Regions from separate parts of the Homo sapiens genome. Here regions 1, 3 and 4 are each linked to region 2. A link is a contact called in ENCODE Hi-C or POLR2A ChIA-PET data. All regions are on one chromosome and are shown on one strand. The core of a region is the stretch at or near the end of the contact, and the rest is flanking DNA. Distances in the headings are between cores, read along the strand shown.

Region 1 (5,733 bases), core at 1,935-4,434, 550 kb before region 2:
CCACTATCATTCACTAATTCGATATTGATTGACACTCTACCGAGTAGCACATGAGCACCAAGGACAGATAAATAGTGACGATTGCCACTATTAACCAGAACTATTGCTAGGTGTCCCCCTGCCCCAGCTATAATTTAGAGGCATGGTGGAATAAATTAGAAGAATAAAATTAACAAAGATTTACTACTGATAACTTGCTCTTGACCAACAGAACCCAATATGCAGAGTCTGTGCTGGTTAATTTTAGGAATGCTAGGACTTCAGAAACATTTGCCAAATGAGAAGGCAGATGATATTGTGAGAATGGTGCCTATGACACGTTCATGAGTTTCCAGGAGGGTGTCTGCAGCCAGGAGTGGGGGCGGGTGGGAAGTTGAAGAAAACGAAGCAGCAGGTCCTGTCCCCTATCACCCATTGAGCATTCTTGCCACCCCCTAGGTTTAACCTAAATCAATTTATGAAAAAAGAATCAGATAAACCCAAATTGAGCAGCAAGCTGCAAAACAACTAGTCTGACTCTCCAAAATGTCAGTGTCATGAACAACAAAAAAGGCTGGAGAGCTTTCCTAGAGTAAAGGAGTCAAGAGAGCTAAGAAGATGACATCTTCACCGCTCCCATGGGGGAGATCGTAAATGCAGTATTTGTGTAATTGGAAAAATTCAAATATGAACTGTATGTTAAACAACACTATTGTTTCAATACTCATTAATAAGTCTCATTATCCTGACAATGATGGTAAGGTTACGTAGGAGAAAGCCCTTGTATTTTAGGAGTTACATGAGGCAATATTTAAGGATGAAGTGTTATGATGTCAATAATTAACTCTTACGTGATTCAGCTAAAACCATCTGATGGGGGTAGCCGGGGTTAGCTACAGCAAGAGTGAGTGTATGTGGCATAATGTTAACTGCTGGTGATCAGTGAATCCAGGTGAAGGGTATATAGGTATTATTACTTATTGTACCATCCTTGAGACTTTTCTGTAGGTTTGAAATTTATTAAAACAAAAAGTCAGCTGGGCGCGGTGGCTCACACCTGTAATCCCAGCATTTTGGGAGGCCGAGGCAGGCGGATCACCTTAGGTAAGGAGTTCGAGACCAGCCTGGCCAACATGATGAAACCTCATCTCTACTAAAAATACAAAAAATTAGCTGAGCGTGGTGGCACATGCCTGTAGTCCCAGCGACTGGGGAGTCTGAGGCAGGAGAATTTGCTTGAACCAGGGAGGTGGAGGTTGCAGTGAGCCAAGATCACGCCACTGCACTCCAGCCTCCAGCGTGGGCAACAGAACGAGACTCCGTCTCGAAGAAGAAAAAAGAAAGTCGTTCTTGTTGTATTCCAGTGAGAGTCTGCTTCAGCTTTCCGACAGGCCTCACATCAGCAAAATGCCCTGGCGGTTATGAATGCTGGAATGACAGTCCTTTTCAAAGACGGCACAAACACCACTGTGGACTTCAGTGTCTATATGGAGGAGGTGGCCCTACTACAGTTGGTGCAAATAAATTCTGTCAGCAGCTTATCAGAAGGTGATTTATTAACTTACACCTCAAACCAAATAAAGGAGCACCGTGTGTTGACCCTACCACAGTTTTGCTTTCATGCTATTTTTCTGAAGTCCCTTATAGGATGAAAACCATGGAGCTCCTCTAATTCATACAAACTTCCCCACGGCAATGAAAATAAAAGTCTGAAGACTATGCAGCAATATAGATTTTAAAAATGGTTTTATACCAATCAACTATATCTTCATAATTGATCATTTATATTAAAATAATGACAGCATCTTTACTTCAGAACCCCGGTGGATATCCTGACATCTCCAAGAAACTCTTAGGTGTCCTAACAGACTTTCTTTTGACCCTACCTCAGGGGATGTACTCATACGAGGTCACTACGTTTTCTGAAAGAACAGAACAGCCAAGTGGAGCTGTGACTGTCTTTTGCCATGGCTTTCCTTTTTAATTTCCAACTGCTGTCATAGTGTCAGCTTTTAGGAAAGGATCAGCTGTGGAAATGCTGTATTCAAGCAATAATCAGAAAATACAATGGAATAACAGTTCCCGTTTATAGTAACAACCAAAAAATAACTCTAGGGATAAAATCAACAAAAATATGTGCAGGGCCAACATGAAAAGAACTTTTAAAATCTATTGGTGAACTTTAAAAAAAGACAAATTTTAAAAGGGAAAGACATAAGCCTTAGCTACAAGGACACAAAATATAACAGTATCAATTTTCTCTTATAAATTAAATATAACACATTCCCAATCAAAACATCAACAGTGTCTTTTAAAAACTTGATTTTAAAGTTTATCTAGAAAGATAAAAAATGTATAATAAGAATAGTCAAGAGGGGAAACTAGCCCTATATAATATTGAAATGTATTCTATTACATTAATACATGTCTAGTAGTTACACATTATAGGTACTGATACAGGAGGAGAAAAACAGACCAACAGAACAATGTAAAGTCCTGAAATAGGCCAGAAAGTCAGGTCTCATTAGAAGCAAAAATGCACTTCAAGTAAGCCATAAAATGGAGCATTTAAGGAAGAATATTGGTACAACTTGCAAGCCATTTTAAAAACAAAGAAACATAAAGCTGTACTTCTATTTCCCACTTTACAATAAAAATAAATTCCAGATTGATTAAAGTTTTAAATACTAAAAACTATACTAAATATATGCATGCATTTAAAAAAATCCATAGCCTAAGGAACATGAAAGCCGGAAGTTATAAAGAAAAGACTGATAAATTTGACTATATAACAGAGAAAAGCATTAGTATAAAAAGAAACGCATTTACAGCAAAAACTTTTCTAAATCAATAAAAAAAGATTAAAAAAACAAAAAAAGAAAAGTATACCCACTGGCAGGAAACTGGAAAAATAAACTATTTTGAGCCTCACTTAGAATTTTTAAAATGAAAATTAAAACAGCAATGAGATACCATTTTCCTCTATTAGATTGGCAACAATTTAAAATGTTGATAGTACCCACGACTGATTAAATTTGACACATTTTTTCCTCCGAGCATACTTTTCATGTAATAAAGTTACTGAAACCAAATACTGTATTCTTAAAAATGGTTAGGGTTACTAAGAAGCCAGCAACAGAGGGCAGCAGAGACCTCCTCTGGGGCGTCCGCGTAGTTCATGTTCCAGTTTTACAAAAGCAGCTTTTTCTCTGCTGTGGTCTCTGAGGTGTCAGAGTGCAGCAAAAGGGAAATGCGTCATCAGTTCTTGTCATCTCATTGGTGACAATGAGTAATCAGGTGGCGGTGGCGAGGTGGTGTCTCTGGGCCCTCTCTCCAGGCCAGAACGGGCACGTCCCACACGCGAGCAAGGCTTCTTGCTGTGCCGCCCGTCAGAGCCAAGTCTGTGATGGCGCCTCTGTTCCAGGTTGTTACAGAGCTGGGCAGCTCCTCAGGAAGTTGGCATTAAAGAGAGCTGGTGTTCAAAATCTGGATTTTCTTTTTTTTTTTTTTTTAACCGAGAGTCCTTTCCCCTCAATAAACTTGACAAAGGAGATCAAGGAAACTAGGAAACTACCAGAAATTCTCATTTGCATTTCCAAGCAAACGCCCAGCAATCTTAGTCATATTAGCTGCATGGCTTTGGGGTTAGAAAGGAGGTGAGGTTGGGAGGGGAAGATAAAGGATAAAATCAGAGTGAATAACACAGAAGAGGTCTAGCCAGCTGCCTTTCCTGCTTACAAGGGGCCACTGGGGCCAGAGCAGGCCTCCTCCCCCGGCTGTTGCGTCCAGGCTGTTTCCCACACTGTAGACCCCCTTCCTCCTTTGGTCCTCTCTGCCCTTCCCTGGGTCTCCCATTTCAGACCTTGCTGTGCTTCCCAGTCCCCCACATGGAACTCAGACTCCAATTTCCATCAGTCAAGGGCTTGCCTCTTCAGGCACATGTCCTCAGCTCCCACTAAGAGGTCCTCAGCTTTAGGCCAGCTCGGCAGACTGGGGAAATGGACGCCTCTGCACTGACCCAGCAATGCTTATCCAGATCAGTGTTCAGGGAGCACCTTTCTCTCTATGTCCTGTGGATGCAGGGTCTGCCTGGTCAACGGCAAAGGTGTCTTTATGCATCTTCGGGAGGTTGGCCTGTTACTGGGTATAGAGTTAGGGAAAGTACAGCCTGAGAAATTAATATAGAATGCATGTGTATATACATACAGACATTTTTGTGCTTTCTTTTTATAAAAGTAAAACATGTCCTTTAATGGACATTCGACAAATACAGAAGAATATAAAAAGAAAATCAAAATCTCCTGTAAACCTACCAGCTATATATGGCCATTGCCAAAGTATTTTTTAAATACTGTATTAAAAACTTGATTCTCATACAAATCTTAAGTAAGCAAATGTCAAAGATTTATTTAACTCGACAATGAGGGAACCAGCAAAATGATAAAACTGGATGAAAGTGAATTTGAGAGACTGAGCATATAGGCATGCCAGCACAATGACGAAGGTTGCTAGTTTAGGTAAAAAACCGGTTAATATCTTACAGGTAATAAAACTGTAACCTTTGAGGTTGCCTTCCTACAGGACAGAAATAATTTGATTCTTTACTAGAAAAGAAAATCTACATGTTCTTATGTAGCTTCACAGAGTCTAGCCCCCAATCAATAGTAAACAAGTTCAACAAAGGAACATTCCCTTAGAGAATGAGATAACCATGGAATGGACTTGCTAGACTGTGTTCCAAAATGCATTGAAAGGCCATTCAGTGAATCTTGTCTATTTTTCCAAGTTTTGGATAATATTTCTTAACATGCTATTATAATTTTAATAGACTTCCTTGTAATTTTAAGGATTATTAGGGTGTATATAAATATGTGAATACATAAAACACATTTTTTATTTTATTATTATTATACTTTAAGTTTTAGGGTACATGTGCACAATGTGCAGGTTTGTTACATATGTATACATCTGCCATGTTGGTGTGCTGCACCCATTAACTCGTCATTTAGCATTAGGTATAGCTCCTAATGCTATCCCTCCCCCCTCCTCCCACCCCACAAAAGTCCCTGGTGTGTGATGTTCCCCTTCCTGTGTCCAAGTGTTCTCATTGTTCAATTCCCACCTATGAGTGAGAACATGCGGTGTTTGGTTTTTTGTCCTTGCGATAGTTTGCTGAGAATGATGGTTTCCAGTTTCATCCACTTCCCTGCAAAGGACATGAACTCATCCTTTTTTATGGCTGCATAGTATTCCATGGTGTATATGTGCCACATTTTCTTAATCCAGTCTGTCATTGTTGGACATTTGGGTTGGTTCCAAGTCTTTGCTATTGTAAATAGTGCCGCAATAAACATACATGTGCATGTGTCTTTATAGCAGCATGATTTATAATCCTTTGGGTATATACCCAGTAATGGGATGGCTGGGTCAAATGGTATTTCTAGTTCTAGATCCCTGAGGAATCGCCACACTGACTTCCACAATGGTTGAACTAGTTTACAGTCCCACCAACAGTGTAAAAGTGTTCCTGTTTCTCCACATCCACTCCAGCACCTGTTGTTTCCTGACTTTTTAATGATCGCCATTCTAACTGGTGTAAAACACATTTTTTTCAAGATCACATTTTATATATATAATCCTACATTCTTTTTTTCAGATAATAGTATATCACAAACATTTTCCTATGACACTAAAGATTTTTCAAAACAGGATTTTTAATGGATATGTGTTTGTTTTTTATTCAAATGGATGTGC
Region 2 (5,729 bases), core at 178-2,677:
GCAATTATTATTGCATATTAATACTATTGGTATTTTATTTTGCTCATTCTGTTTCTATTTCTTTTTTATTTATTTATTTTTTGAGACAAAGTCTTGCTCTGTCACCCAGGCTGCAGTGCAGTGGTGCAATCACGGCTCACTGCAGCCTCAACATCCTGGGATCAAGCAATTTTCCCATCTCAGCCTTCAGATTAGCTGGGACCACAGGCGCGTGCTACCACACCTGGCTAATTAAAAAATTTTTCTTCATAGAGATGGTGTCTCATTTTGTTGCCCAGGCTGGTCTCAAACTCCTATGCTCAAGGGATCCTCCCACCTTGGCCTCTCAAAGTGCTAGGATTACATGCATGAGCCACGGTGGCCATCCAGGCATTGATATTATGAGGCCATCTTGACCTAGCCCTCTCTGGTGAAGAGTCCTTTTCAGATACTTCGTTCAGTCTTCTCAGCTATGAGTCCCTACCCTCTGAAAGCTTATATTCTATTTGGGGAAAGACAAAAGGCAGTTTCAAAGAAGAGAGGTGTTTGATTTTCTTTTCCTACTTTTAATATCAGAAAACATTTCATCTAACTCTCAGTATGAAGGCAATATTTTGTTTACTGGTATATCCCTAGAGCCCAACATGGTGAGGGCCCCAGGATTTGCTTCTTTGATAAGATGGTAAACCCAGCTTTCAGCTAACTTCATGGTTTCCTCAGCTACACTCATATACAAGGATCACCTTTGGTAAGATGGACTTACCATCTTACCAAAGAGTTTTTGCATTTTAGAGTTTTTTCTTTTTAGATTTTTTTCATTTTAGAATTTTTTTATTTCAGAGTTTTTTCTTTTTAGAGGTTTTTCATTTTAGAGTTTTTTCTTTTTAGAGTTTTTTTTTTTTTTTAATTTTAGAGTATTTTAGGCTGCTGAGGGTGGAATCTGGTGACCTTGGGGCCACAGAGATGCTCCTTGGCTAAACCAGGGGCTTTAGCTCTGAAAGTTCACAGCCACCCTGAGAACCAAGATGAGAGGGCTCTGCAGTGTCCAATCTCAAGACCTCTCTGAGGTGCTCCATCAAGATTCATTGAATGAAAAAATTAAAGTCTTAATGATGAACCCAGAAAAATCTTTAAATCCTAAATATGAAATGAAAGTGTTCTTAGTTACAATCCAGTCCAACGTCCTTGTTTTGGAATGTGGAAATGAGGCCCCAAAGGTAAAATGGCCCATCCAAAGTCACAGCCAGGGGCCAGTGCTCAGGTGGCCAGGTGCCCTGCGTGCGGTCTCCTGGACCACCAGGCCTTTTTCCTGCAGCTTTAGAAGCTTTAGAAGGCACTCTGCTCACTCAGGGGCAAGTGGTAAGCGCTCTTTCCCCTCTAGTGTTTGTGACTCAGGAGTTTCGAAACAGGAAGTAGAGCTGGCTGGCTGTGCCCTTCCGTCCTTCATTAGACGTTTGCTCTTGTCTTAGATGCTCAGATGGTAGTGGATAGGCCTGTGACGAAGGTGCTACCATCGTGAGAGTAAGGTAAGGATTTGCCTCTTTGTTAAGGTCAGAGGGGCCTTTTGGGAGGAAGGCCTTTGATTCTGGAGTTTTCTAGGCTGCTGAGAGTGAGATCGGGTGGCCCTGGGGCCATGGAGGTGATCCTCGTATGTGAGTGTGGATGGGGAAACCATGAAGTTAGTGTAAGAGGTAGCAGTCCCTCTGAGAGCCTTGCCGAGGGCCGTGCAGTTTCCAGATCTGAAGGCCATTCTAGCTTAGACTGATGAAGTCCTAGGAGCTTCTGAAATGCTGCAAGTTTAACTACTTGTATAAAGGCCTCATCCTGATCCCAGTCAAACTTGTGAAATAATAGAAGCCAAAATTTAAATCTCTACTGACTTTGCTGCTACAGCTATCCTCCCACCAACACACATACCCACCAACATACACACTTGCCAACATAAACGCACACACACATACACACAAACACACCCATGTGGTCCTACTAATTCAATTATTTATTTTTTAAAGAAATTAAAAAAGACTGGGCGTGGTGGCTCTCGCCTGTCATCCCAGCACTTTGGGAGGTCGAGGCGGTGGTTCACCTGAGGTCGGGAGTTTGAGACCAGCTTGACCAACATGAAGAAACCCCGTCTCTACTAAAAATACAAAATTAGCCGGGCATGATGGCGCATGCCTGTAATCCCAGCTACTCGGGAGGCTGAGGCAGGAGAATCGCTTGAACCTGGGAGGTGGAAGTTGTGGTGAGCCGAGATCGTGCCACTGCACTCCAGCCTGGGCAACAAGAGCGAAACTCCGTCTCAAAAAAAAAAAAAAAAAAAAATTAAAAAGATACAGAACAGTTCAAAAAACAATATAATGGGAAGACTAGATAGACACAATCAGAGACCTGCACTTGTGGGGTTAAGAATTTACAGGTGAAGTTGCAAGTTTCATTCTGTTTGAAAATGATGGGATTATATGTTTTGCTGAGGTTTGGACACCTTTGCTGGGTTGTTTGAATGCCGTGGCTGCAGCGCCCTGTTATGGACATCATGTGCGTGCAGAATGGATGTCTGTCAGGTTCCGGGGCAGCCCGCAGTCTGAGGCAGCCAGCCTGGATTGGAGGGAGTGGCAATACTACCTGCCGGTTAGGGGTTTGGGCCTGAGAGCGAGTGGCTTTCAGGTTCTCTCAAGCTTCGGATGAGATGCAGGTTTCTGCTTCCGATGGCAAATGCATGTTTTGCTTTTTAGTTATCACTGCAAGAGCTAGGATGCTGCTAGAATATTACTGGAATGATTGTGATGAGATGGAATGTATTTACAGTTTAATTGTGACATGTAATACAGTGGTAGAATGGGACTCTGGAATGAGATGCTGGGGCCTAGATTCTAGCACTTCCTTTGTGAGGCTCTAACCCCCTCTCCTATAGTGGATTTGTTAAGAACTTCTGTTTTTGTGGCTTTGTTATTATAAAATTTTTTGAAATGTTGTTCTCTAAAAAAGTTATGATTTTATGTTTTTCTTCATGAGATTCTTTCACTGCCTTCCAGCTGCAAGTAGAATGACGTCTAAATCTTTGTGATCTGTCACTGAAGCCCTTGAGTGAGACACTTAAATCTGGCTGTGGCTCTCTCTCTTACTAGCTTATTTCCAAGCCGTGATTTTTCACAACAGAAAAATGGGGACAGTAATAGTAGTTTCTTCAGAGGCTTTTAGTGAAATGAGGTTAAAAAATATTTTTATGTTTATATGGATATATAGATTACAAACATTTATATATCATTTATTTATATGATTATTATAAACACATATTTATATTTAAATACTTTGGGGCATAAATATATAAAATAATAAATATACTTATGTAATACAAATAGACTTATATACATTTACTATTTAGCAGAGATTATATAAAATATATGTATTACATGGCAACATATTCAAATTTACATATGTTATATATACATGTGGAAAAAAAATTGGGAAAAGGCCACAAAATGTGACCAAAGAATTACTTCCAAATGGCAAGTTTTTAAGTAATTTTTATTTTCTTTTTATACTTCTCTGTACTTTCTCTATGAAACAAGTGTTACTTTTACTGTTTTTAGGAACCAAAAATACAAGTACATTGTTTAAAAAATACTAGCTTAACAAAGTTTCTAGCCCATAAGCTAGTGCAGAAAATCTAGGTCCCATAAAACAAGAACTGCCACACGATGTCTCTCCCCTTACAGTGCTGGATGGCCCGTTGTTAATGGTGTCATAAATCCTTTGCAAGTGACTGTTTTCTAGGTACTATGACTAGAGGGATGTGTAACTTAAGCAAAAAACAAAAAACAGAAAAGGCTGACTATCATCTGACAGTGTATCCTGGAACACCTAGGCCAGAGAAGAAGCCACGTTAGCATTTTCCCTTCTAAATGTCAGTTATGATTTGATGGGGAAACCACTTAAAAAGCATTGTCACGTTGTTGAAAAGGTAATGAAATGAGTGAGATGAGATGGCTATGGAGGACGGAGCTATGCGCCAATCTTATTATATCCAAATTCATGTCATCTCAGCCTTGGATTGTATTGATTTTTATTATATACTGTCAGAAAATGCTATTGAATGTGTAACAAGAGCCTCAAAAAGGTTTATTCATTTTGACACCATAATACTACTTTTAGGAAATTATTCTAAGAAAATAATTAGAGGTATTCTTAAAGATTTGCGTTTTAAAGTCATCCTAAATGTAATCAGGAACTGGCTATGTAAATTATAGCCCATCTCTAAGATTAAGTGCCTTACAGATATTAAAACCCATGCTGTAGAAGAAAAACTAAAGACAGGAAAGTACTTACAATACAAGATGTACTTACCAGTGGAAAAATCCACTTATACTACAGAAATATGATGTGTTCAAATATAAGGAAAAATGTGTATGCATAAAATATTTGGTAGGAAAGAGTAAAATATTACTGGGCATTTATATTTGGATGGTGGAATTATACATAATTTTAATTTTCCTTTTTATCTTTTCTGTATTGTCTAAAATGAATACACTAAGCATTGTTATCCTCAGAAAAAAATAATTGAGGGATGGGGGAAAGGAAGTCCTGCTTTCATTTGATTCTTTGGTTGGTTTTATTCTGTAAGATGAGACTTTAACAGAGGTTAGAATGCATTAAAAATTGTAAAGACAGTTGACCTAATGGCACTAAACAGGGTTAGATCTAGTTTAGATCTTTTCCAGCATGTGAATAAGAATGGATCTTTAAATAAAGATTTTAACTAGGTATATGTTTTAGAATAAGTCATACATGTACATGGTAAAAATTCAAACAGTACAAACTGTGCAGCAAGGTATGGGAAATAAAGCAGCTCTCACTGTCACCTCCACCCATCAGCCTTCTCACACTGCACGCCCACATCTGTGTGTAATTCTGCTTTTCTTTAACATTACTGAAGGAACTTCCTGTGCATTTTTTGTCAGAGCTCTTCTGTGAATACACAAAATATGTACTGATCAATACATTATGTAGATCACGCAGGCTCAACCACATTGATCTTCCTATTCTTTCTAGTAGCCAAATAGAGTTCCCTGGAATATGATTAATAGCTTGCCTAAATCTTCTAATGCTGATAAACAGTTGTTTCTGCTCTTTCGTTATTTCAAGGAATGCTACCATGAATAGCCTTATATATGGTTTTGAGTATACTTGTTTAAGTGAATGTAGGAAAAACTCTTGGAAGTTAAATTGTGGGCCAGTTTATGTGAATTTTATATTTTGACAGAGATGGCTAAATTACCCACCTGTTTTTTTGTTTTGTTTTGGTTTTGGTTTTGCTTTTTTTTTTTAAGAGTTGGGGTCTTGCTACCTGGGGTCTTGCCACCTGGGGTCTTGCCCAGGGTAGACCTGAACTCCTGGGCCACGTTGGTTTATTTTACTGCATTCCCAGGGCCTAGAGCAACGATTGACACGTGCTAGCAGTATCTATTGGAAATTCTGGCCAACTTGCAATAGACCTGATTATTTCTACACTGAACATGTCTAAGATAGCTATTACTATTCATTCAGGAAAGCCCAGACAATTATCATGCCAGCAGCCTGAGACAGTAGCCAGTAATAGCCTGGTGTGGTAGTTTGCTCCTGTAGTCTCAGCTACTCAGCAGGCTGAGGTGGGAGGATGGCTCTAGCCTGGGAGGTGGAGGTTGCAATGAGCCAAGATTGCGCCCTGCACTCCAGCCTGGGTGACAGAGTGAGACCCTGTCTCAAAAATA
Region 3 (5,718 bases), core at 1,640-4,139, 620 kb after region 2:
CACCATTCAACTAAAAATAGTTTTAGGAGCAAGGGACAAGTAGACAAGAAAAGCAAAGCTACCAGGAAGGAAAAACAGAAGAGAGAGAAGCAGCCAGGGTTGGTTTTAGAAGTCCTAAGCCAGAGAAAAGAAAGCTTAGGAGGGAGGGCCTAAGGGCTGGAACTGCGATGAGGACACTGGAAGGGGCGTGGGGGAGTGGCGATGGGGTGCAGTGAGATAAGGATGGGGACAGGGTGAGGAGCTACTGCCCAAGAGGTGTGGAAACAGCCTGGTCCGCCTTGCCAGAGTTTGCAGACGCAGCTCCTCTGTGTCTAGGACATCGTCCTGCAGCAGTCCAAAGCGCTTAGTTTGGGACTTGCTGAGGCATTCTGTTTTATGACTAAAGTGAGTCATTTAGGATCTCCAAAAATAACCATAATCATACAACTGGGGTTAATGTCTTACTTAACCCTGTAGAAAGAGTCAGTCATTAGTATTTATTAAATTGCCATTAAGTGTCAAGAACATATTGAGTGCTATAAAAAGTTGAGGAAAACAAGAGACTTGTCCTTGGCCTCCAGGTTCTTATGAAGTGGGAGGAAAAGAGGGTGAGGAAGAGGAAACGGGGCACCCTCGCACACATATCAGCACACATCATATCTAAACAGCAAAAAATCTGTGCATAATCAACTGCAGATGTGCAGAGACTATGTGTGTGTTGAAGGCAATTATTTGGAGGAACAAGAATTCAAATGAGATGGATTAGACTGGAGGTGAATCTAAAGTGGAATTTGGAAGGAGGAGAGAGGCATATGGGTGGAACAAAAGACATTGCAGGCAGATCCACAGTTCTCACTCCTTTCCTGGTACCTCTGCCCCCACTTCAGCCCCATTCCTCCCCGGCCACTCCCATCCCAATCCCCTCTTCCCAGTCCAAGCCCCTAGATTGTTCCTTTTCAGCTTTCTCCTGTCAGACTTGGGACTTATAACTCTATTACTTCATGCAAGTGTACACGCTTGGATGTACATACACACGCACACACACACACACTCCCTTCTCTCCACTTAAAGAAACTTTCCCCATTGGCCCTCCTTTAGGATCTGTTATTCCACATGCTGACAATTGCTGGGGATCTTCAGAGTTTTCTAGGCTCCAGCTTTTGCTTGACGCAAGATGATTAGGAAGAAACAATCACTGTCCAAACTGATGTGTTGTTAGAAACTTGGGTTTTGATTTTTCCTGGCTGACCCAAAAGCAAAGCCACCAACAGAGGGGCCGTGGTGCATGGGTATCTAAGGTTGTGTGTGTATGTGTGTATATGTGTGTGTGCGTATGTGTGTGTGTGTGTGTGAGAGAGAGACAGAGAGAACAATCTGTATTCCTTCCCTGTTCGCCCAGTCACAGAGCCCAAATCTACTTTGACACTTTTAGAAAAATGAAAAGATGGAATCTTGTAGGAGGCTGCCTGCACTAGCGGGGGAAACCAGGAGTGCTCACAGCAGGAGGGAAGTTGACTTTTCTTTATACATATAGGGGTTTTTCCATGCAGAGTTTAAATTATGCCTGATAAAAGGAGTTTCGTGGATGTTTCAGTTCTTTCAAATTCTCCTGGCTTCCTCCCAATTAAATGAGGTTTGTCAAAGCCACAGGGCTCTGCTGCTGCTGCCTCGGCGGACAAGCATTTCCTGCAGCGACATCTCGAATCCCCGAGGGAGAAGATGAAAGCGCCGGTGCCAAGAGACAGGGAAAGGCGGGGGCAAGATTGGGTGTGTGTGCTTCTGTGTGTGTGTGCTCGTGCACATGAGTGCACGAGCATGTGTGTGTGCTTGTGTATGTGTGTGACAGGGTGGTGGGTGTGCAGAAATATGTATATAGACAGATGGACAAGTAGATAGAAAAAGCAAAGCTACCAGGAAAGAAAAATAGAGGAAGAGACAGAAGCAGCCAGGGCTGGTTTGTGCACCTTCGTGACAGTGGCTCTCACCACCAGCACATTATCTACTAAGAGATGCGGTCCTTGGCCTGGCAGTGCCAGCCTGCTTTTTCATTGCCCCTGGCAATGAGCCTTTATTAACAGCCTCCTTTGCAGACAGAGCACACCAGTGGGTAATCACAGTTCCCAATCTGCAGGGACATAGAAACTCCATCCCTGAGGAGGGCTGCCCCAGGCATGAGAATTGTGCAAAAATCGGCATGCTCTTGTGAGTGATTTGTAAGGAGAGTTTCTCTGCCATAATTATGCAAGAAATTTTGCTCTCTGGTGGCATTTCAGTATAAAATTATTTAGGGGCTTATATTTATATCATTTTATTATTCTGATTTTATTCTGGTTGCAGGATAACAGAGTTGTCACTTTAAAATATATTCTGTTTCCCCTTTGATCTGGAAGATGCCAGCTCTTATTGTCTGCCCTCTAAAGAAGACAATTAAAGCATAAAGCCTGGGACTGGGAAATACGTGGAGAGTGGAAGGACAGCCTAAATCCCAGTGTAGGAGCGGCATAGAAATTCCACACAAAATGAAAGAATTGTTCCAGTCCATCTCTATTTTCATGACGCTGAGAAGTCCCGAACAATGCTTTCCCTAGGTTGTGGCAGTACGCTTAGAGCCAAAGGGCATTTATCAGGGGGTTATTTGCCATGAAAACCAGGAATTCCAGGATTAGTTTCCTTTTGGACAGCACCTGAAGTGGAAAAGTGTGAATATTAGAATGGCAAGCATGTGGGAACTTCTGCCAAGTTCTGACATTTTCCCTTATTGACTCGTGAACACCTGAAGAAACACTTGTTGAAGGAGAAATTATTGGTAGTCCCTCTCAAAACACAGCCAACAGCAAGCTAATTGCTTTTGCAGATGGCCAGGGAGTCGCTCTTCCCACTCAGACACCGGCTTATGGCCACACTTGTGGTCCTCGTGGCTGAGCCAGCAGGGCAGGACGTCAGCTGGAGCAGCTAGGACCTAAAATTAGGCCCTTGGCAACTCTCTAATCTTAGCTGCAGGTTCAGCTTCTTCATTTAATTCTCTTTGCCCTCAGCATGAACTTGGGCTCTGGGAAAGGAACACTGTTTAATGATTTGGGGGTGGGGGTAGTAGGAAATCATTAAGCTGCCCCTTCTTAAAACTGGCTCCGCTCTGTTCTTTCAGGAAACCTTCCAAATGTTACCCTTGGAAATTTAAGACTGATTTTGGAACCTAGCCATTTTGAACTACAGACACTGATCCAGAAAAGTATTTTTTATCTGAGGCAGTAAATGACACGTGATTTAAGAGTCTGGTCTTTAAGCCATGGTCCTTGATCGTCAGGACATCAAAGGCTGTCTCTCTTTCTCTCTCTCTCTCTGGGTTGGTCCCATTTTGCTTGCTAGCCAAGTCTCATACTTGAGTCTCCCATTCCTTCCTGGACTAAATCCCCTTCTCCTTTAAAACAGGTTTTAGCATCTTAGGGGGAGAAAATCTAAAAAGCTTGCAATTGTTTCACAAGTAATTTTGCAAAAATGCTGTACCACAGCCCCCATTGTTAGAGTATACTTATATACACATAGGGATGGAAGAAAGCATGGCATTTACCTCTACCTTTGATCACACCATCCCGATATCTATACTCCGAAAGTTCTTCAGCATGCCTCATTGCCCTGTTAAAATCTGAGTCGTGTTTTGTTTTGGTTCAATAAAATAACTTCAGGCCTTCTTTGAGTGTTATCTCCTTAATATATTGGAAGGTCCCTATGATATCACTTCCCAAAGGCCACTTTAGGCTGAATTCCTTTAACCTTTGTTTCCAAATACAAATTCTGTTTCTCCCACTTTTTAGTCATTTTGTTTTATTGTTCTCTTCTGAATCTGTTCCAATTATTTTGCTTATCTCTGAGAATATGGAGGCAGCATAGACTCAAATTTCTTGCATGGTGGGAGAATCATGTTCCATTCATTCATTGGAGGTTTACTGAGTGTCCATGAGGTGTGATATTAAAGGATACAAAAATGAATTAGTCATAGACCCTGTCCTCAAAGAGCTTACGGTCCTTTAGGAAATAAGACAAGTATATAAACAGCTGCAGATCAAGTATACAAATAAAGTGCTCTAAGTGTTTGAAGGAGGTGAGATTAACTCCAGCTGTGGGGATCCAGGATGATTTTGTGAGTGGGCCTTGAAAGATGATGGGTCTGGATGATTGGAGAGGAAGGGCATACGGGCAAAGGAATGTCGTGTTCCTCTCAATACCATCTAAGATCATTCTGAAGTTGTCTTCTTTTTAATCATAGTGGCTCAGTCTTAACTCATATACCATTGTAGTTTTTCTTACCATCGTATGCCTTTTTGCAACAATTTAAACATTCTTTAACATGTACTAATCAAGCTTAGTTTCACTCTGAATGCTTCCACGTAATTTCAAACCTATTCTGTTTATTGGTTTTTTTGTGTATTCTATTCAAAGTTGAACCAGAATATTTTGTCATTCTATGAGGCCAGGTTTCAGGGGCTGGGGATGTTGGAAAAGAGGGAGGGAAGATTCTCAGCCATCCTCTTGACTCTGTGCTACTTCTAGGAGTTTGTAACGTAACTCAGACCAATCTGTCCACCTTTTAAATCCTCCATTAATCAGCCCTTAAGAAGCGAATTTGGAGATGTCCTCCATAACACACTTCCTCACCTTCTATGCACAAAGTTGTTCTCCATCCATTTCAATATGTTAGAGGAGATACTGGGTTGAGACGTGGTTTATGGGGTTGCATAGCATTGTGTTGCTGGGAGAAGTCTGGGAAAACCAAGTCCCTCAGCCCTACCAAGCCCTTAAGTTGGTTAAATTTGTTACGTTCATGGCTGAGTCTCCAAGTAAAGATAAATAATTCAGAAAAGAGTTATTTATAAAGGATCTTAAAGATTACTTATTCCATACCTTCATTATATAGCTGAGTCACTGATGCCCAGGGAAGAATAATCGTACCTGCCTTTTATTGGACATCTATATGCTTTATATAAATTATCAATCTATGTACTAATTGGTGAGGCTGGAATTGTTATCCTCATATTACAGATTAGACAGCTGGAAGTCAGGTAGGCTAATTGCTTGAAGTCACACAGCTAGAAAGTTGTAGAGCCAAGATTTTACTTCAAATCTGACTCCTAAAAGCTACTCCTTTCCTACTATTCATTGTTCTTGCTAAAGATCACATAGGAACTTAGCTGCAAAATCAAGATTAGAACCAAGATCTTGATGCCCAGTTCTGTGCTCCTCCCACTCTCTCATGTACTGTGTTTATTTTAAAGCTTTTCTGGGAAAGATTCCACACATCTCCAGGTAGCGTGTTTAATATCTCACAATTAAGAGGGCTCAATTTATGTTGAATAGAGATTTACACCCCAGGACCAACTTCTTCCTCAATGCCATCTTACTTTAGTTTATTTTCTTTTCTTTTCTTTTCTTGTAATAATATATGCAATCAGCCTTGGGTTTTAAGATTTTTTTTTTTTTTTGAGATGGACTTTTGCTCTTGTCGCCCAGGCTGGAGCGCAATGGCATGATCTTGGCTCACTGCAATCTCCATGTCCCAGGTTCAAGAAATTCTCCCGCCTCAGCCTCCCGAGTAGCTGGGATTACCTGCCTGTGCCACCACGCCTGGCTAATTTTTGTATTTTTAGTGAGACAGGGTTTCACCATGTTGGCCAGGCTGGTCTCAAACTCCTGACCTCAGGTGATCCACCTGCCTTGGCCTCCCAAAGTGCTGGGATTACAGGC
Region 4 (5,021 bases), core at 116-2,615, 980 kb after region 2:
AAAAATTAGCTAGGTGTGGTGGTGAGTGCCTGGTGGTGAGTGCCTGTAATCCCAGCTACTCGGGAGGCTGAGGCCCGAAAATTGCTTGAACCCAGGAGGCGGGAGGGTGCAGTGAGTGGAGATCGCACCACTGCACTCCAGCCTGGCGACACAGCGAGACTCCGTCTCAAAAAAAAAAAAAAGTCAAAGTCGTCTGAGCAAACAAAAGACCAGACAAAAACTTTATGAATTAAAAACTAGCCATAAAGTTGTTTAATTAGAACAGGATGAGGAAGAAAAGGGGAAATCGATCACTCCTGATTAAGTGCAAATCCCAAGTAAATTATTGATACTAACAGTGAGCTGGAGCACTTTGCCTTACCAGGCAACTTTCTGCAAATATTCTGCAACGACTCTACATACACAAAGTTTTCCTATGCTTTTCCTCAAAAATATGAGACTTCCTCAGGTTAATGCCCAGGTGAGATGCTTTTTGTTGCTCTAGCAGTTTAGTTCTATTTTCTTTCTTGGTTATTATGAATGCTCTCTTACAACTGGAGAGCTAGGATGAACCAATCCCGAGTAAGAAACGGGAAAGTACAGTAAAGAGGCGACAGCTCTGCACCCCCACACGGAAAAAGACTCAGAGGAGAGCAGCGGCATCCTTGCCCTAGCTCCAATCCGAACGGAGGCAGGATTCCCAACAACATCGGACGTCTCCCTCCCTCGCCGCCCCACGCCCTCCCGACGAAGAAGCAAAAAGTGGAGAGTCCAGCCGCTTCTCAGGGCCACGGAGCCTCCCAGTCAGGGATTCTCTCCCGTTACATAACTAAGGCCTAGGGCCCTGCTTCTGCGATTAGTCCTCTGGAAGGAGACGGACGGGTTCTCCAGAGACCCTCCCAGGGAGGTGGAAGCGGGGCTCTGCACCTAGTCGACCCGGGAGAAAGAAGTGGGACGACATGAGGGAGGCCGCCACCAAAGGCGGTGGGGTACGGGGGTGATGAGCGAGCCCGGAGAGGGGCGGGCGGCTCCGGGAGCCCCGCAGCAGGCCCCGGCACCTCCGGCCGTAGTCGGCTCCTCTCCCTCGCCTGCCTAGTCCCCACCGGCCGCCCCCTCCCCCATTCCGCGCTCCCCTCCCCCGCGCCTCCATCCCCGACCCCAGCCTAGCGGCAGGCAGACCTGCAGGGAAGGCCCTGGCCACCGCCGTTGGATGGCTCCCAGCCCGGTACCTGGTCAGACATGATGACGGTGGCTTCACCCGGGGGTCTCCGCACAGCAGCGGCCTCGGGTAAGCAGAACCTCGCTCCGGGGTTTACAAATCCTTCTCCCTTCCCCACAGCACAACACCGCGGCTGCAGTAACTTCCGCTACGCCTCGCGTCACTTCCGCTTCGCGCAGGGAGGAGGGAGAGAGAGAAGAGAGGAAAGACAAGGCGGGAAATGGGTGGGGGAGCAGCCAAGGGGAGGGGCAGGCTGTGGAGCTGCTTTGCCGGTGGTCGCGCGGGTGAACGGCAGTTTTGTCAGCTCCTTCAAGGACCAGGTCCTGCGCATCAGTACTAGGGCCATCCCCCAGGAGCAAAGGTCCTGGCTCCATGTCTCAATGTTTGGAGCCACTCTCACAACCTAGATTGCTCTCTCCGTTACACCTTGCGCGTCTCTGACGACTGAGCCGAGATACTTCTTTTGTCTCCTCCCAGCCTTGCTCATCAACCCCCAACCCCCAAATATGTTTATTTGAATGCCAGTACTTCTAGCTCTAGAACCAACATTTTCGGTTAACCAGCACCCTTGCCAAACACATGACCGTGATTTAAAACAACAAGAAAGCAACGACCCAACACAATCTTGACGGCTACTGATGCTAAAGACCGCTGCTGAAAGTTCTAAATGGGGAGTGAGTAATTCCAACCCTTGAATTGGTTGCTTTGAGTTAAGGTTAAAGAATGATTCTTCTTGGCAGGGCGCTGTGGCTCACGCCTATAATCCCAGCACTTTGGGAGGCCGAGGCGGGCGGATCACCTGAGATCAGGAGTTCGAGACCAGCCTGGCCAACACGGTGAAACCACGTCTCTACTAAAAATAACAAAAATTAGCCGGGCGTGGTGGCTGGCGCCTATAATCCCAGCTACTAGGGAGGCTGAGGCTGGAGAATCGCTTGAACCCGGGAGGCGGAGGTTGCAGTGAGCCGAGATCCGCGCCATTGCACTGCAGCCTGGGCGACAAGAGTGAAACTCCCTCTCAAAAAAAAAAAGGTGGCGGGGGGGGCGATTCCGCTCCCCTCGCATGGGGAAGCAGGCTCTGACCGGCCTGCAGAGCTGCAGCAGCCCTTTGCGCCCTCCTCGCCCTCCCCACCAACATCATGCTCCAATTCCTGCTTGGATTTACATTGGGCAACGTGGTTGGAATGTATCTGGCTCAGAACTATGACATACCAAACCTGGCTAAAAAACTTGAAGAAATTAAAAAGGACTTGGATGCCAAGAAGAAACCCCCTACTTCATGAGAATGCCTCCAGCACTGCCTTCGGGATATACTGATTCTACTGCTCTTGAGGGCCTCCTTTACCATCTGAACCAAAAGCTTTTGTTTTCATCTCCAGCCTCTGGGCTCCTCTTTGCTAGACCCTGTGTTTTTGGCTTTAGAGCAAGCAAAATGGGGCCTCAATTTGAGAACTACCCTACATTTCCAACATACTCACCTCTTCCCATATTCCCTTTCCAACTGCATGGGAGGTTCTAAGACGAATTGTGGTGCTAGATTAGTAAACATGACTTTTAATGGAAAAAAAAAAAAGAATGATTCTTCTTAGATTTCTTCTGTAAAACACAATGGCCCTACTGGCATACACAGTGGCCCTACGGGCATACTCATGGAGGATAAGAATATAAACAAATAGAATTGAGAATCCTGAAATAAATCAATAACCCTCACATTTACATCAACAAAAACACCAAGACAAATCAATGGTGAAAGAACAGTCTTTTCAACAGTTGGTACTACCACTGCTGGACATTCACATGCAAAAGAATGACTTCGTTTTGTTTTTTGTTTGTTGTTTGTTGTTGTGTTTTTTTGGTCACCATCTCAAAAAAAAAAACCAAAAAACACACACACAAGGAGGCCGGGCACCGTGGCTCACACCTGTAATCCCAGCACTTTGGGAGGCCCAGGTGGGCAGATCTCTTGAGCCCAGGAGTTCAAGACCAGCCTGGGCAACATGTTGCAGTGTGCCAAGATCATCCCACTCCACTCCAGCCTGGGCAACAGAGTAAGACCTTGTCTCAAAAAAAAAAAACAATCAGGCGTGGTGCTTCACACCTGTAATCCCAGCACTTTGGGAGGCCAAGACGGGCAGATCACTTGAGATCAGGAGTTGGAGACCAGGCTGGCCAATATGGTGAAACCCCATCTCTACTAAAAATGCAAAAGCTAGCCAGGCTTGGTGGCTCAGGCCTGTAATCCCAGTTACTCGGGAGACTGAGGCAGGAGAATCGCTTGAACCTGGGAAGCGGAGGAGGCTGCAGTGAGCTGAGATCACACCATTGCACTCCAGCTTGTTACTGGGTGACAGAGCGAGACTCAGTCTCAAAAAAAAAAAAAAAAAAAAAACAAGGAGATACCACTTTATACCCACTAGAAGGGCTATGTTCAAAAAGACAGAAAATAACAAGTGTTGACAAGGCTATGGAGAAATTAGAACCCTTATACCCTGTTAGTAGGAATATAAAATGCTTTAGGCTAGGCATGGTGGCACTGGCCTATAGTCCTAGCTACTTGGGAGGCTGAGGCAGAAGGATCCCTTGAGGCCACGAGGTGGAAGCCTCAGTGTGCTATGCTATGATCAAGCCTGTGAGCCAATGCACTATATAGCCTGGACAACACAGCAAGACCCTGTCTCAAAAAAAAAAAGTTTTGAAAAACTGTCTGTCAGTTCCCAAAATTGTAAAACATAAAGTCACCATAAGACCCAGAAATTTCACTCCTAGGTATATACCCGAGAGAATTGAAAACATATATCCATTCCAGACTCAGTGGCACATGCCTATAATCCCAGCACTTTGGGAGGCCAAGGCAGGAGGATACCTTGAGGCCAAGAGTTCAAGATTACAGTGAGCTATGATTGCATTCTAGCCTGGGCAGCATAGTGAGACCCTGTGATATGGTTTGGCTCTGTGTCCCCACTCAAATCTCATGTCCAGTTGTTATTCCCAGTGTTGGGGGAGGGACTTGGGAGGTGAGTGAATAATGGGGACAGATTTTCCCCTTGCTGTTCTCAATATAGTGAGTGACTTCTCACGAGATCTGGTTGCTTAAAAGTGCGTAGTACTTTCCGCTTCACAGTCTTTTTCTCCTGCTCTCGTGTGAAGAAGGTGATAGCTTCCCCTTTGCCTTGGTCCATGATTGTAAGTTTCCTGAGGGCTTCCAGTCATGCTTCCGGTTAGGCCTGCAGACCTATGAGTCAATTAAACCTCTTTTCTTCATGAATTACCCAGTCTAAGGCAGCTCTTTACAGCAATGTGAGAACAGACTAATACACTCTGTTTCTAAAAATAAAAATAAAACATATAACAAAAACATGTACACTAATGTTCAAAGCAACATTAGTGAGCTACTGCTCCAGCCTCCTACTAGGGCTGAGGGATTAGGGAGAAAATGGAGAGTGACTGCTGATGGGTACAGAGTTCCTTTTGGAAGTGATGAAAATGCTCTAAAATTGATTGGTGATGGTTGCACAGCTATATGAATATACTAAAAATTATATATTTTAAAGAGGTGAGCAGTATAAGCTAATTATCTCAGTAAAACCATTACATTAAAAAAAAATACAATGGCCTTGAAAAGAGCTGCTAGTAATAGGTGAAGAGGATTATTAAGGGAGCCTACATCCAAGCAAGTTAGTCAGGAAAAGCTTCCAAAATAAATACATAAATAACATCTAAATTGAAGGTCGGAGAGTAAGCTGAAATAAGCTAGAGCAGCAGTAGTTCTTTTTTTTTTTTTTTTGAGACAAATTCTCGCTCTGTCGCCCTGGCTGGAGTGCAG

The links. Hi-C counts contacts between places; a loop is a spot of excess contacts on that map. ChIA-PET counts read pairs that join two places held with the same protein, here RNA polymerase II (POLR2A). Pooled maps may share reads with other maps.
Region 1: a loop to region 2 is called in a map of CD4-positive, alpha-beta memory T cell, with 14 times the contacts of the local background. The contact joins the enhancer-like site here to the promoter of CASP8 in region 2. A Hi-C loop is called at or near these places in 1 of 168 maps with a recorded cell type or tissue (CD4-positive, alpha-beta memory T cell), 1 of 37 single-sample maps with no recorded cell type and 10 of 50 pooled maps. POLR2A ChIA-PET finds 5 or more read pairs at or near these places in 3 of 52 experiments (CD8-positive, alpha-beta memory T cell, activated CD8-positive, alpha-beta memory T cell and activated T-cell).
Region 3: a pooled map shows a loop between it and region 2 (4-fold over the local background). The contact joins the enhancer-like site here to the promoter of CASP8 in region 2. A Hi-C loop is called at or near these places in 2 of 37 single-sample maps with no recorded cell type and 3 of 50 pooled maps.
Region 4: a pooled map shows a loop between it and region 2 (4-fold over the local background). The contact joins the promoter of SUMO1 here to the promoter of CASP8 in region 2. A Hi-C loop is called at or near these places in 5 of 50 pooled maps. POLR2A ChIA-PET finds 5 or more read pairs at or near these places in 3 of 52 experiments (PC-9, RWPE1 and activated naive CD4-positive, alpha-beta T cell).

Annotation. Positions count from the first base shown.
Region 1 is chr2:200,710,012-200,715,744 of GRCh38, forward strand. It overlaps LINC01792 (long intergenic non-protein coding RNA 1792), which reads right to left. Exons shown (of 3, transcript NR_037886.1): 3 at 2,294-4,119. It also overlaps the pseudogene AOX3P-AOX2P and the pseudogene AOX3P. Among named protein-coding and RNA genes, the nearest start is that of LINC01792, 22 kb to the right of the region's middle. RefSeq lists an enhancer at 3,104-3,383. Within about 2 kb of position 3,185, at least 35 of the 41 ENCODE cell types and tissues checked have a DNase peak (open chromatin) inside an H3K27ac peak, as active enhancers do.
Region 2 is chr2:201,259,109-201,264,837 of GRCh38, forward strand. CASP8 (caspase 8) reads left to right here and starts at 1,428. Exons shown (of 9, transcript NM_001372051.1): 1 at 1,428-1,505.
Region 3 is chr2:201,880,887-201,886,604 of GRCh38, forward strand. All of the region lies in intron 12 of CDK15 (cyclin dependent kinase 15), which reads left to right. Among named protein-coding and RNA genes, the nearest start is that of CDK15, 77 kb to the left of the region's middle. Within about 2 kb of position 2,890, at least 5 of the 41 ENCODE cell types and tissues checked have a DNase peak (open chromatin) inside an H3K27ac peak, as active enhancers do.
Region 4 is chr2:202,237,232-202,242,252 of GRCh38, forward strand. SUMO1 (small ubiquitin like modifier 1) reads right to left here and starts at 1,366. Exons shown (of 5, transcript NM_003352.8): 1 at 1,209-1,366. The coding sequence starts at 1,220. It also overlaps the pseudogene STMP1P1. RefSeq lists a silencer at 831-1,020.